Linked DNA regions of Mus musculus: regions 2 and 3 are each linked to region 1. The links are chromatin loops, found by intact Hi-C in ENCODE. Cell type or tissue: heart. All regions are shown on one strand.

Evidence for each region. Peaks named below come from ENCODE experiments on the same cell type or tissue, not always from the same donor. Only the 100,000 strongest peaks of a DNase experiment are listed, where the experiment ranks them.
Region 2: a loop joins it to region 1, with 7 times the contacts of the local background. A loop is called at or near these places in 24 of 42 quality-filtered maps.
Region 3: it touches region 1 in a loop (9-fold over the local background); 15 of 42 quality-filtered maps call a loop at or near these places.

Annotation. Positions count from the first base shown.
Region 1 is chr11:102,484,713-102,489,712 of GRCm38, forward strand. It overlaps Gpatch8 (G patch domain containing 8), which reads right to left. Exons shown (of 8, transcript NM_001159492.1): 7 at 2,788-2,918. Among named protein-coding and RNA genes, the nearest start is that of Itga2b, 17 kb to the left of the region's middle. In heart, a CTCF peak has its summit at 2,432 (motif pointing right); no DNase peak of the experiment used is centred here.
Region 2 is chr11:102,649,125-102,654,124 of GRCm38, forward strand. No RefSeq gene overlaps it. Among named protein-coding and RNA genes, the nearest start is that of Meioc, 14 kb to the right of the region's middle. In heart, CTCF peaks have their summits at 2,420 (motif pointing left) and 3,921 (motif pointing left); no DNase peak of the experiment used is centred here; H3K4me3 peaks cover 247 bases; H3K27ac peaks cover 579 bases.
Region 3 is chr11:102,576,542-102,581,541 of GRCm38, forward strand. Gm11627 (predicted gene 11627) reads right to left here and starts at 2,578. Exons shown (of 3, transcript NR_040286.1): 1 at 2,447-2,578; 2 at 2,209-2,354; 3 at 1-256. In heart, a CTCF peak has its summit at 2,362 (motif pointing left); DNase peaks (open chromatin) are centred at 2,360 and 2,920; H3K4me3 peaks cover 2,302 bases; H3K27ac peaks cover 3,958 bases.

The sequences.
Region 1 (5,000 bases):
GCTTTCAGGCTCACCTCCTCTACCTGTTGAGCCATGCTGTTGACCCCTGTTGAACTGCAAGAATGATTACACTTGGGCTGGAGAGATAGCTCAGCAGTTAAGAGCACTGACTTCCTCCTGAAGTCCTGAGTTCAATTCCCAGCAACCACATGGTAGCTCACAACCATCTGTAATGGGCATTTGATGCCACCTTCTGATGTGTCTGAAGACAAGTGGCAGAATATCTACATACATGAAGCAAATAAATCTTAAAAACAAGACAAAACAAAACAACAAAAAAACTCAAACGATTATACTTTGGTGTGTGTGTTGTTATAGAATGATGCCTATAACAAGCTACGTTCCAGCTCCTACAACAGAACTACTAAGATGCTTTAAAGCCAGTGTTTACCGCCTATCTTGCTATGTATGGACTATCTAGGCATTTCCTGAAGCCTGAACTCAGTAACTAAAGACAATTAGTTAGATATAACTAACTGTATTCAACTTGGGGCCAAAAAATCCAGATACCATGGTATCTAAATTTTGTTGTATGTGCTGTTGCTGTTCAAGACAGAGTCCAACCAGACAGAGATAGTAAGACATATTATATTATATTATGTCACAGTCTACCTCCTATCTATCTATCTATCTATCTATCTATCTATCTATCTATTATATGTAAGTACACTGTAGCTGTCTTCAGACACTCCAGAAGAGGGTTTTGAGCCACCATGTGGTTGCTGGGATTTGAACTCAGGACCTTTGGAAGAGCAGTCAGTGTTCTTACCCCCTGAGCCATCTCACCAGCCCAGTCTACCTCATATCAATGAACAAATGATGTTGCATGTACAGGGCCCAGTGCCAAACCAGTAACCTACACACTGATCATTTTTACCTGGCCATCTTTTAACTGCTAATTTATAAAATAGCTAAAGTTGCTTCTGAAGAAAAACAAGTGTTATAATATGTCCTGAACCAGAAAGTAGCCTGACATACATCTTTTGTGGCGATATCCTTAGAACATGCCCAAGAAAGATGCATTTACTACAGAAAAAGTTGCAAATCGGGCTCATGAGATGGTTCAGCAGGTTCAGAAGGTTCAGGGTGGCCATCCTGAGTTTAATCCCTAGAGTTCATGTAAAGGTGGATAAACAGACCAGACTGAAGTGCTGTCCTGTCATCCACACACACCATGGCACATGAATCCTTGCACAAACACAGGAAGCAAATGCAATTTGTAAATTTGTCAGATAAGAAACTGCAACCAAGCATGGTAGCCCACACCTCTGATCCCAGCCCTCTGGAGACAGAGGCAGGAGGATCTCTGAGTTCAAGGCCAGCCTGGTCTATACACCAAACAAATTAAACACAAAATAGAAATCTGAAGTATAGGCTAAGACCAAACCAAGAATATGAGGGGAATGGTCCTCTGGAGAGTGACTGAAACACACAGGTGCACACATATTTCACACGCCACGGTATTATGCTTTTGCAGGTAAAGTGGTAAGATTTCTGAGCATTCAGAAGCCAAGGCTCTGTCCCATCTTCCTCCTCCTCCTCTTTTGTTTGTTTTCCTGTGTAGCCCTGGCTGTCCTGGAGCTCACTAGGTAGACCAGCATGGTTTTGAACCCCTAGAGATTTGCCTGTCTCTGCCTCCCAAGTGCTGGGATGAAAGGCCTGCACCACTATGCCTGGCCCCCTCTTCTCAAAGTTTGTCTTTTACTTTTCCCAGTAGTGAAGAACTTGGATCCTTAAAGAGGTACTCTATCCTGCTCTACACTCAATATATCTTTTTAATAATACAACTTTATTTTCTTTTAATTTTTCAGTTTTTGTTTTGTTTTTGAGATGACAGACTCATTATATAGATCAATCTGGCGTCAAATTCAGAAATCAGCCTGTCTTTATTTCCAGAGTGCTGAGATTAGGGTATACACAATCACACTGGCTAACTGTATAGTTTAAAAAGGCAGTGATAATACCTGACTCAGCAAACATGTGCTAGGAGGTTGTAGTGGTAATCTGGAGTGCTGTGCTTTTCTGCACGGTGTGCTGGAGAGCGTGGAACAGAAACCACGGCCTCACTGTGGCAGGAGGCACCTTTTAGTTATGTCTAATGGAGTCAGTCAGTCACTCTTCAGGACAACTCCACGGAGCTCTCCACTTCACCCGTTCTCCATTCTCTTTTCAGATAGGCTCTCAGGTGTCCCAGGATGACCTCAGACTCATTACACAACCAAGCACAGCCCTGGACTTCTGGACCTCCTGCCTCTCCATCCTGAGCTCTGGGATTACAGGTATTGCCAACATTCTTATGTGGTACTGAAGAATCAAACCCAGGACATTATGTAGCTTTCTGTAAAGCACCGAGATAGACACCGGCCCAATTCAAAATCTTAAGAGTTTCTACTTTATTTTTACTTATGAGCACTCTGCATGTACACGTGATCGCCAGAAGAGGGCAGCAGATTTCTTACAGAGGGCTGTGAGGTACCCTGTGGTTGCTGGGAACTGAATGGGACCTATGGAAGAGCAGCCAGTGTTCATACTGCTGAGCTAGCTCTCCACAGCCCCTCCCCCGCCACCCAAGTTAAATATTTTTAGATATATTCTTTTTGAGATCAGGTCTCATCAGCCAGGTTGGCTTTAATCTTACAGCAATTCTCTCGCCTCAGACTCCCAAGTGCTAGGATTATAGGCATGAGCTACTACATCCAGTGTTTGAATTATAATTTTAAATCTGTAAATGTAAAATTTAAGGATTCTATTTATCTACAGGACATTCCTAACATGAAATTTTCCTACCATTCAGCTTGTTTTCTTTGCTCTGCCAACTCATGGAGCCGCCGAAGGGCTTTTTCTTGTTTCTTCTCGTCTTTGCGGGATCTTGAAGAGACATTTCGGGCAAACTCTCTCTGCTTGAGATCTTTTAATCTCTGAGTTAAAAAGAAAGAAATAGAAGGTGAGCAATTTTTAATAACACACAGATGTGAGGGCAAAGCCTTTATAATATTTACCCTGAACCAATGTCATAACACTGGCATGGAATACACTATTCTATTCATGTGGTGCTCAGAAACACAACGCTGGTCACTCTGAGCACGACACTTGGATTATGGGCATTTGTAATTAGGACAGCAAGTCATTTGCCTTATTGTACAAAACAAAATGATTCCAGAAGCAACACGCAGATTTTAGACTATTGGGAAGAAAGGAAAGAGACCAATCACCTGCTCTTCCAGGATGCAGAACCAGACAAACAAATGTGAGAGAAATCGCAGTAACACAGGCCAAAGTGACAGAAAGGGGTTAGGCTGGTACAGAAAATTACCCAAGGTGTAAGAGCTAAAAAAAAAAAGCAATGTACAGCTTACATGGGAGGTTATCATTATCAGAGCAAACAGAAATACTCTTTCCCCACCATAAAAATGTGGAGGTTTTATCTGGTTTTAGTGATAACAGAGGTTTCTTACAATTATTAAAGTCGAGAGGTCTTCCAACCCTGGCATGTTCAGAACTCAGCCTGACCACTTTCAAATCCAGCCTGTCTGCTAAAATGGAAATAATCATGTTGCTTTCCACTCCTTCATAACCCTGAGAGGAATATCAGGGAAGAAGGACACAGGAAAGTTGAAGATTCTGTGACTTAAAATTCTAGTAACAGAATGGGCCTTTTGTTCTCAGAAGCTACTGTGTAATTTTCCTCAAAACAAAAGAAAACAAAAAGCGAAGAAGTGGTGTCATGAGACAGGCTGGTGACAGAGTCCGACATACCCATCTGCAATGAAGACGGTGCAACACACTCAGAACATGAAAAGTGAACGCAAGGCCTGCCCAGCAGCCTATGCTCTCCCAACAGCTTAGGAAAAGGGAGCTGACCCAATATAAAGTGGACATTGCTTTAGAAAGGCATGGTGTTCAACAGACAGAGGAATTTTCTTACCTAGTATTTATGAAGTGTGTTTCAAATCTTTTGGAACTGGGAGGGGGAAAGGTAGAAAGACACACACACACAAAAGATATACAGCTAAAGACACTATAGAAAAACTCACTCTTGTGATCTGGGCTCCCAAATTAGAAGGATTTGCTCTCAAAACATCAGCTGAAAACGTCACATCACAAAGAGAAAAAAAAGTAAAAAATAAAACAAGAGTGGAAGAGAAAAAATAAGGCAAGCATTACTACATAAGCTCTCAGTGAATCTACAAATGATATACTCAACATCAGGGACAAAAGCACTCAACGAGGGCTGGGGAGAAGCAAGAGTGGAAAACACACACGTGTATGTACACACACACACACACACACACACACACACACACACACACACGAGTAATCACGTCTAGATAAATGAAACTACCCTTTTTCTGTAATAGGTTCCATTTCTTCAAGAGAAATGGTCGGAAAACTTCAGGAAAGACTGCTACTGTCGATGAGCAGTGAGTGAGGCCGTACTCCTTCCTCTTAAGTTTGGAGAACTTCAATTAATCAACAGCTAACAAAGCTGGTGCTGGTGTAGGTCCCATATAGATTTAGATTTCTATAAACTCAAGTCATTCCCTGCCCCCCCCCCGCCCCTTTTGGTACTAAGCTTATTACTGAACTATCTATAGCCCCAACCCTTTTAGAGAAGGCCTCATTGAGGTGCCTGAAGTCACCTTAGTCTGTGGCCCAGGCAGGCCTTGAACTCCTGCTGCTGCCTTCCAAGTAGCTGGGATTACACTTTTGCACCACCAGGCTCAGTGAGGATCAAAACTATCTTAAGAAGTATGAATTTCAATGTTTTTCTTCTGAGAGGAATGGGGCAGAATGGATTCACTATGACTATTATGCCATTTGTTATGGATAAATCTTGTTTTTCTCCTTCCTAAACACTTAATAGACTCTCTTATCAAAATTTAAATAGAATGCAATGTTTTTCTCGTATCTCCCTATACACCTCAAGAAGTTCTACGTGCATCTAACTCAAAGCAGGTATTTGTTGAATTATAGGACATTGTTCAAAAAAAATAATCATA
Region 2 (5,000 bases), 160 kb after region 1:
ACAGATGTTACGAGCTGCCTCGCAGATGCTGGGAGCTAAACCCAGGTAACCTGAAAGCATGGCAAATGATGCTGGCAGATGCCTTGCCTATAACCCCAGAGTGCTCAACAGATGGAGACGGGGCAGGCTAGCCTACCCCGAATAATGACCTGGGCACTCAAAGTGACTACCTCCATATACTAGGTGGGAATCAGTCAAGGAAGTATTCAACCTCTGCCTTCCACGTGAGTGCTCACACACAGGCACGGTCCACACAAAAGAAAAGAATAGGTGCTCATAGTGGCATGTGCTTTTAATCTTAGTGCTCAAGAGGTAGAAAGGCAGAAGCAGGCAGAACTCTATCAATTCAAGATGGCATGGTCTACTCAGTCTACGTGGTCTACACGGTCTATGTGGTTCTCTCTCTCCCTCCCCTTTTTTGTTTTTTTGTTTTTTTGTTTTTGTTGTTTGTTTTATTTTATTTTATTTTTCGAAGGCAGTGAGGTAGGGTCTCCCTGTGTAGCCTTGGCTATCCTGGAACTCACTCTGTAGCCCAGGCTGGCCACGAACTCACAGAGATCCACCTGCCTCTGCCTCCTGAGTGCAAGGGTCAAACCTGTGAACCACCAGGGCCTGGCTAAATGGTCTCTTGACCATAGATAAGGTCACAGTATCTGCAACATGTCTACCTTTCAAATATTCGGTATAGGCTGGGGTGTGGAGACACTTGGGCTGTGGGTCTCAGAAACAGAAGGACTCAGGACCGACTCTAACCATCCCACACTCCTCAAAGCCCCACTTAGTGTATAGGGAGAGAACTGATTCGTAATAGTTGTCGTTTGACCTCCATACACAGGTCATGGTGTGTACCTTCCCTCAACCCAGGTAGAGAGATGATAGATAGGTAGATAGATAGATAGGTGGATAGAAGGACAGATTGAAAGATAGAATAGATGATACAAGATAGGTAGATTGAAAGATAGATGATAGATAAATGAGACAAGTATACTTAACATTTAAAAGAAAGTTGGGTAAAGGGGAGAAGCCACAGCACAACCTGGCATGGAACAGCACCTGCTAATCATTATGTATATACGAATTTCAGAACTCAGAGAGCACTCATTATCAGAGTCAACGAAAATCTCAGTGAGAAGCCATCTTCCCACCTAGGGGACAAGCGAAAATCAGACTCCACCGTGGAAGTCTCTGGGTTGGCAAGGGTATGAGAAACATTCCACGTGGACATGGATGCAGTTGTAAGCACTGCTTGGGTATGGAACTTAGCAATATCGACTGACATTACAAACTGCAGACAAACAACTCCAACTCTGAGAAGCCAGCCTTCAGAACCATGCATGCACAAAGCCACCGAGGCACCGCTGCCTTTATTAAAGCTTCAGTACAAGAGGAGTTGATTGAATGGCTTCTGGCTCGTCCATTTGATTGGGTATTGGAAATTCTGACATGGGCTGATCTGCGTGATAAGTTACCTTGGCTGGGGGATGTAGCTCAGTTGGAGTAATGCTTGCCTATCTTGTGTGTTCGATCCCCGGCACCACAGAAACTGGGCAAAAGGTGGAAGCAAGAGGAGTAGAATTTCTTTTTTCCTTTTTTTTTTTTTGTTTTCTTTTGTTTCCCTTCCCTTCCCTTCCCTTCCCTTCCCTTCCCTTCCCTTCCCTTCCCTTCCCTTCCCTTCCCTTCCCTTCCCTTCCCTTCCCTTCCCTTCCCTTCCCTTCTCCTTCCTTTTCTTTTCTTTTTTCTTTTCTTTTCTTTTCTTTTCTTTTCTTTCCTTCCCCTCCCTCCCTCCCTTCCTCTCTCCCTCCTCTCTCTCTCTCTCTCTCTCTCTCTCTCTCTCTTTCTTTCTTTCTTTCGGACAGGGTTTCTCTGTGTAACCTTGGCTGCCCTGGAACTCACCTTGTAGTGGAGGCTGGTCTCCTGCTCAGAGACCTGGTCTCCCGCCGGAGTGCTTGAATCAAAGTCCTCCTCCACCACCACCACCCAGCTAGACTTTCAAAGGCATCCTCAACTACACGGTGAGTTTGAGGACAGCCTGGGCTACATGAAACTCTGCCTCACTAACAAAAACAAAAGCATAAAAGATAAACAATCTTGAAATGACTGGAGTAAGGATAGTGGCTACCGTATAATATAATTTGTATGTGGAAGAAAAGATAACCTGTGGGCATTTGTATGCTACCATCTGGGTGGGAAAAAAAAAACACCATACGTTCTATTATGTAAGCATACACTTCTAGCATTCAAATGCTGAGAGAACTGGGGAGCTAGGAAGCAGGTACATTGTATGCTCATTTATACCTTTAAGAATGTATACCATATGCAAGTAGTAGTTATACACATCAAAACATAAATAAAACCAAAAAGATTTATCAGAACAAGTTTGGATTCGCCAGACTGGTGAGTTAGTCCACAGCGCCCCCTGTTGTTGCTTGCGTGTATATGCAGGGCCGGGTTCACGGTGAGGAGGCAGTGCCTCTTTAAAGAAAGATGCAGAGAAAAGAATGGTGGACTACGCTGGAGCTAGAGGAGAGGGGTGGATGGGAGGCACTGGACACATTGGGAACGGGCAGTCCTTGGTCATGGAGTGCCGAGTGCCTTTGCCAGCTGCATGCCTTGGGACACGTGACCCTCTTAATAAGTCTCTGTTCTTGCCCCATAAATTGGGTTGCTAATACCTACCCTTAGGGTCGCTGTGAAGATCAAATAAGGCATGAACATGAACAGCGCTTCAGAATGAGAAAGTGCCATTACAATGCTAAGGGATTACTTTTAACTATCCCCCTCAGTTCACAAGGTAGTAAGAGGTAGGTAGTATCGGGCAGCGGTAAAGTTAGGGACTCAGGAGTCAGAATGGCTAATTCCACCAGCCACCATCTGGAGGGATCTAGAGTAAATTATTCAATTTAGTGACCTCTAGTTTACATATGCGAAGTTAGGGTTGACAATAACATTTTCATATGATTTGGTGGAGGGATCTTTAAAGCACCTGGTATTGGATCTGGCCAACGCTGCTGTCGGAGTCTGCCACTGCTGTCTTCTCCGTGTGCAAGGTCCACGTACTTTGCAAATAGGTGTGTGGTAGGTGCTAGCTTACACTAGCATCTTAGAGGCGAAGAAACTGAAGCCTGTGGAGGAGATGTGACCTGGCCCAAACCCTCTGACTAGTTAGTGAGTAGCAATAATTCTTCTAAGCTGGGAGTGGAGGTTGGTGCACACCTGTAACCCCAGCACTTCGAAGGTGCAGGCAGGAGGAGCTGGTGTTTAAGGTTAGCCTTGGCTACATCAGGCCCTGTCTCAAAAACACTGAATAAAAATATAACTAAAAATTCTTTTTCAAAAAAACCCCTTCTATTTTAGAGGGGCATCAAAAAGAATCCTCCTTCCTTTTTTCCTTCTTTCTTTCTAAAAGAGTATTTATTTACTTTTTAATAAAATTATGTATATGCGGGGTTGGAGAGATGTCTCAGAGGTTAAGAGCACTGACTACTCTTGTGGAGGCCCTGGGTTCAAGTCCCAGCACCCACATGGCAGCTCGCAACAGTCTGTGACTCCCCCAGTCCCAGGGGATCCGACACCCTCACACAGACAAACATGCAGGCAAAACACCAATGCACATAAAATAAAAATAAATTATTTTTAAAAATAGGAATACGTATCTGTGGAGTATGTTCATGTGATTGCAGGTGCCCACGAAGGCAGGGGCCAGGGGTGGCAGATCTCTCAGAAGCTGGAGTTCCAGGGGCTTGTGAGCCACTTGATATGGTTCCTGTGAGCTGAACTCAGGTCCTCTGCAAAAGGTACACACGTGGGCCGGAGATGATGGCTCAGAGGTTAAGAGCACTGCCAGTTATTCCAAAGATCCTGAGTTCAAATCCCAGCAACCACATGGTGGCTCACAACCACTGGGAAGATCTGGCGCCCTCTTCTGGAGCATCTGACAACAGCTACAGTGTACCTACATATAATAAATAAATAAATAAATCTTAAAAAAAAAAAAGGTACACATGTCCTTAAAGCTGAGCCATCTCTACAGTCTGCCCTGCCTCTCTCTCCCTCCTGCCTTCCTTTTTTTTTTTTCTTTTCTTTCTCTGTGTGGTGTGGTATGTGTGTGTACATGTGTGTGTGTGTACACATGTGTGTGTGTGTGTACACGTGAATGTGTATATGCATGCCACAACATACATGTGAAGGAAAGAGAACCACTTTGTGGGTTTGACTCTCTCCTTCTACTCTGTGGGTTCCAAGGATCAAACTCAGGTTTGGCAGCAATCACCTTTTACCTGCTGAGCCATCTCGCCGGCCCCTAGAAATACAGTTTATAATTGCCACAGCATGAATTGAAGCAGGGATAGACAGAGGACACAGAAGTGGGGGTATGAGGAAGAAGAACTTTAGCGGGAGACAATACAAAGAGTGACAGAATCCATGAGAGCCCCAGGGCATCCTGGGTCAGGGTGGACATAAGCTGCTAATGGGAAACAGAGTCAGAAGGAGGGGTTCAGGACTCGGGAGAACATCAAGGATGGGGGAGCTTTCAGATACCATCCTCCCTGGGGAAACGTTTCCCAAAGAAGGCAGTATGGTGCAGTAGGAAGACCACCCCAAGGATGTACCGAGTTCCTGTGTGCCGGGTTGCAGACCAAAGCAAAAGCCAAGATCGCTGTTTGTGAGCTGAGGACCCTCTGGTGGGTCTTCCCCTCCCTCTCCCGCCCCCACAGAATATAGATTAACATCTGGGTTTCAGCTTTATTTTCACCCTTAGCTGTGTGTTTAAAAAGAAGAAGAAGTCTAATTACAACTAGATGCCCTAACTTCATTCCAGCTTTTTTTTTTAAAGATCTATTTTCATTTTATGTATTTATTTTATGTGTACGGGTGCTTTGCCTGCATATGTGTCTGCGCACCACATGCGTGCCTGGTGCCTGGAGTGGATCAGATGAGGGCTTCAGATCCCCTGGGACTGGAGTTAGAGAGGTGCGTGTCTACACGGGTGCTGGGAGCTG
Region 3 (5,000 bases), 92 kb after region 1:
TGACTCGAATTCCTTCTCTCTGAGTCAGCGTTACTCTGGGAGCTGTCTGCTCAGTGAGGGTCGGGATGATTCAAATATGAGATGAGCATCCCTTGGTATCCAGGAGAGCTGTTTCCAGCAACTCTGTGGGTATCAAAATCTTCAGGGGCTGAAATCCTTCATATCAAAATGACGTTCTATTTGGGTACAGCCGGTGCAGATCTTCTTGGAAACGAACAATCCCTCCTGCCTGCAAGTGCCGTGGAGGTAACTGTTACTGTTTATGGAGCAAAACAAGGAAAGAAAGGTTGCTTAGTGCTGACACAGTCTCCAGAAAACAAAAAAATAAAATAAAAAATTTAAAAAGCAGATACACACATTTTTCCCTCATAATATAGACCCATGGTTGGTTGAATACTTTGTAGGGGAGTCTGAGGATAAAAGATCTGGGGCGACTGTCATATTAAGACCATGGAATTAAGACCAGAGAACTCCTGGAAGAAGGATGCTGGTGTTGCTGTCCTAAGGTCCACGGTGTTCTAAAAGTCCAAATATGGTTCTGGGGAGAAGAGCAGTCGGAAATCAGAGGAAGGAAGAGGGTAAAGCCAGCAGGAAGCCCGGGCACCTGGTGAGGCCACACAGCTTTCAGATGGTCTTCAAGGCATGGAATTCCAGACTTCCCAAGGTGGGGAGTGATAGGCTGGGCCGTGCTAGGTCAGGTGGAGAGAGGAGAGGGGTCGTGAATGACATACTAGCCACCTCTGCTCCGGTATCTGCTGCCTCAGGTCTTTCTTCTAGCCCGAGGGGAATGCAGCGCAGGGATGCTGTAAGGGCTGGAGGACCGCTCTCCAGACGCCATCTCCTGTAGCCTTACAACTGCTTCCTGCCCAAAGCTCCCTTCCTTTCTGGGGAGTCAGGTGGCCATGAAGGCTTCACAAGCTGAGGCACCGCACCCAGCTCCTCAGTAAGCTGAAGGACCTCAGATGTCTAACCCACCCAGGGCCTTCACAGGGAGGCACTGATATCTGGGAGCTCCCTGGGCAGGTCTGGGGCAAGGAACAGAAGCTTCACCTCACCCTAAGGTTAGGGCGTCAATCCCAGCATGCCTCCTTCCTTCCCACAGTTTCCGCTTCCACCCCTGACCTCTGCCCACCCCTGACCTCTGACAACTGTCACTTCTGCCCACCCCTCTTTCTGCCCACCCTCACCCCTGCTCATTCGTCATCCCTTCCCACCCTCACCCCTGCCCACCCTCACATCTTCCCACCCTTACCCCTGCCCACCCTCATCTCTGCTTAGGAGCTCATCTTCCTTCTCTCACTAACTCAGCTCTTTTCCCAGACAGCGCTTGGGAATTTCTGAAGAGAAAGGAAGTTTTTAACCCCCATAGGAAAGAATCCCCAGGCTTCCTGGGGCCGCACCCACCTCCCCTCTGAGAGTAGAACTGCAGTTGTGCCCTTTCTGATTTGGGGGGCCAGGTCTCAAGGCTATGAGGTTTTATTGGTTTTATTTTGACTTTTTAAAAATTTTATTTATTTATTTATTTATTTATTTATTTATGTGTGTGTGCGCGCGCGCGCGTGTGCGCGCACTACATGTGTGTACATGATGGAGACTGGAGGACAATTATGGGAGCTGGTTCTTTCCTACCGTATGGATTCAAGGGATCAACTTCTAGTCATCAAATTTGACAGCATGTCTCCTGCTCAGGGCTTAGAGGGTTGAGAGCCTATCAGAGATTGGTAAAAAGGAGCCGGCTCTCAGATGAGCACATTGCTGTGCACTGTAATTCCAGCCCTTTGTGTGCGCTACAAAGGGAGACCCTGCATCAAAACAAACAGCATAGTTCACATAGGGGGTCTCTGCACTTCGGAAGCAGAGGCAGGAGGATCATCATGAGTTCCAGACCGGCATGAAGCCAGTACAAGAGCTTGTGTCAAAAATAAGAGCCCTATTCCCCAAAGCAGCCAGACCTTTCTTTTTTTGTTCAAAAAAAAAAAAAAAAAAGGCCAGCCCATTCTCCATGGGGTTCCTGCTGGGCTTCCAAGTCAGCTCTGCTCTTACTCCTGTTATAAATTCTAAGAACCCCTGACTTCTCCTGTACTGGAGGCTGATATGAACTCAGGGAGGCTAATCCCTCAGCCCCCACCTCACCCCCGTCCCTGTCCCGTCCCGTCCCGTCCGGACACACCCCTTTATTGACCAACAGGATCCCAGAGTGTTGTATACCTCGCTCCACTCCTCACAAAGATCTTGGAGGCCTGAGAATTCCCTCCGAACATAGGATTTGCAACTCCAGCGGACACTGGCTGTCCCAGCGACTGTGTACGCCCTCCTCGAGGCCTGCGAAGTTCCCACCGTGCCGAGGGCGCCCCCTAGTGGAGACAAGAAAAACCCGTCAGAGACGTGGAGGGAAAGGGGAAAACCCTGGAAGGAAGCAATGTGTGTCAAAGGCTTGGAGAATCACCTAGCGAGACCGTCCCTCTTCCTCGCTCTCCTCCCTCTAGATTGGGGGTGAGCCTAGTCCCTGTCCGGTCGAAATGTGAGAGATCGAATGTTCTGTGCTCAAGCTGCGAGGAGAGAAAAGCTAGCCGTCCCCAGTTCCTCCTCCCTGCCACCCCCACCCTCCCTCCTACCCACCTCCTTCCCAGGGGATCTCTTATTAAAACCTCTTTTCCTTTGGTCGTTCTTCCTGATTTGGAGAGGGGATGGCTCAGGAAGGGAGGAGGGCTGCGGCAGTGTGGGTTTGCTTTGGGGTCCTCCAGCTTGAGCAAGCCCAGCCCTCCCTCTTCTTCCCCACCCCCCACCCTCGAGAGTTCTTGATTTGGCTCCTCTACGTGCTTCCTTCTTTGGCGAACTCCTAGGAAGGCCCGTGTCCCGGCAGGACACGGCAGGAAAGAGCAGAGAGGACACAAGGAGGGAACCAGAGAGACTCCAGAAGGTTGAAGGCTGGAATTAGGGGGTGAGGACCCGCGTCCTTCGAGCCTTGAGGGACATATGCAAAGAATTGCTAATTGCAACTAAACGAGGCCTCGGCGTGGGGGAAGGGGCAGCCCGGGCTGTCAGGGGCTACCGCCTCTTTGAGTGCCCGGGTAAGGCCAGGCCAGCCCGCTCTTCTCATGTAAAGCAGCTTTTTGTCTGGGGGAGCCAGAGCTGGGGCCAGGGGCTGGGGAAGGGGCCCAAGCCTTTGGCAAGTTTCTTGTTCCCCAGAAAGGGAGAAGGGTGCCGAGGCCTCCTCGGAGTGAGGACGCCCCCTCCCACTAACTCCCCCACCCCTGTCCCTTCTCAAGCTTTTTATGTGGGGGTTGATGGGGTGCTGCCCAGCAGGAGGGGGTGGGCCTGGGATCCTAGCACACACACACACACACACCCCTTGCTAGGCTGTGGGAAAGGACTGAGCACAAAGGAAAGGGCTGGCCCAGTGAGTTGGGAGACAGGGCAGCTCTGGTCCAGGGACGTCCTGAGCTTGGAGGATCTAGCACTGGAACCCCTTCTCCCCAAGGATGTCGTCAGGAGTTGCCCACGTGTTATCTGGTTGCCCGAGTCTTTCTCCTCCTAGAAGTAGACCTTCCCTGTTTGTCCGCAGGAGATGGGGTGGGGACAGGATTTTAGCCTGCTTCCTAACAGACTATGAGAGGAGATATCTTTGCTAAAAACAAAAAACAAAAAAGAGACTTGAGCTGCAAGCACTTAATCCCAGATACTAGGAAGACTGGGGCAAAAGAATCACTTGGCCTAGCAAATAGAAGCCTGCCCAGGCAACTTAGTGAGACCCTAGCCTCAAAAATAAATAAGTAGGGGCTGGAGAGATGCCTCAGCAGTTAACAGCACTGACTGCTCTTCCAAAGGTCCTGAGTTCAAATCCCAGAAACCACATGGTGGCTCACAACCATCCATAATGAGATCTGATGCCCTCTTCTGTTGTGTCTGAAGACAGTGACAGTGTACTTACATATAATAATAAATAAATCTTTAAATAAATAAATAAAGGTAATAATAACAATCGTGATACTGAGGCTTCTGGTCTATGGGACCAATACGATTGATGGTTTGTTTTTTGTTCTGAGTTAAGTTCCCACTATGTAGCCTTTAACTTCTGATTCTCTTGCTTTAGTCTGCTTGTTAGAGCCTACACCATGCACTGTTTAAGATCCTGGCCGCAGTAGTCCAAAACTCAGGAGGTAGAGACAGAAGGATCTCTGTGAGTTCAAGGCCTGCCTGGTCCGCATGAGTTCCGGGCTGGCCAGGGCTACATGGAGAGACTCTTGTGAAGATAGAAGGGTTTGTCCTCATACACAGGTTGCCGGGATAGCTCAGTCGGTCAGTGCCTGCCTAGCATTCACAAAGTCCCAAGTCTGATCTCCAGCACCACATATAACCAGGAATGGTGGAGCTTTGTGAGTTCAAAGCCTACCTGGTCTGTTGGACCTTCGGAGGTCCTGATACCAACATGGTCTACATAATGAGTTTCAGGCCAGCCTGGTCTATGTAGAGAAACCCAGTCTGGAAAGAAAATACTACAAAACAAGCTTCTACTACTTATGCTGTTCCCAGTGGTGGCCTCAGAGCTCCCATCCTGCAGACTAGAGAAACAGAGCCCAGCAGTGAACCAGCCCCGAAGAACAGACCCAGTTCAAGGGCTCGGGGAGAGTTGGATAAAAATCACTGGAGAGGTTGTTTATTTTCCTATGAGATGTCCACTGGTTCACTCAAGCAGGGCTGCTTTTCCTTCCTCCATTTTGGTGCTCTTTGGTCCGTCTCCTCATCACCATATGTCACTCTGTCTGGGCCCCTCAGCCAGGTGGAAGATGCGGACTTGCAGTCCACCAGATACCCAGGGATTCTTCGTCTCAGAGTGTCTTTGGCCAAGGGGCTCTGGCATCTGGCCAGTGCCTTTCTCCCTGCTAGACTGGCTCCCCACAGGCCCCTAATCCATCTCACGCAGCAGGAAGCCCTTAAGCTCCCTTTTCAATGCCCTTCCCCAGCCTGCTGTGGGCTCTGAGCCTTTCTATACCACCCTT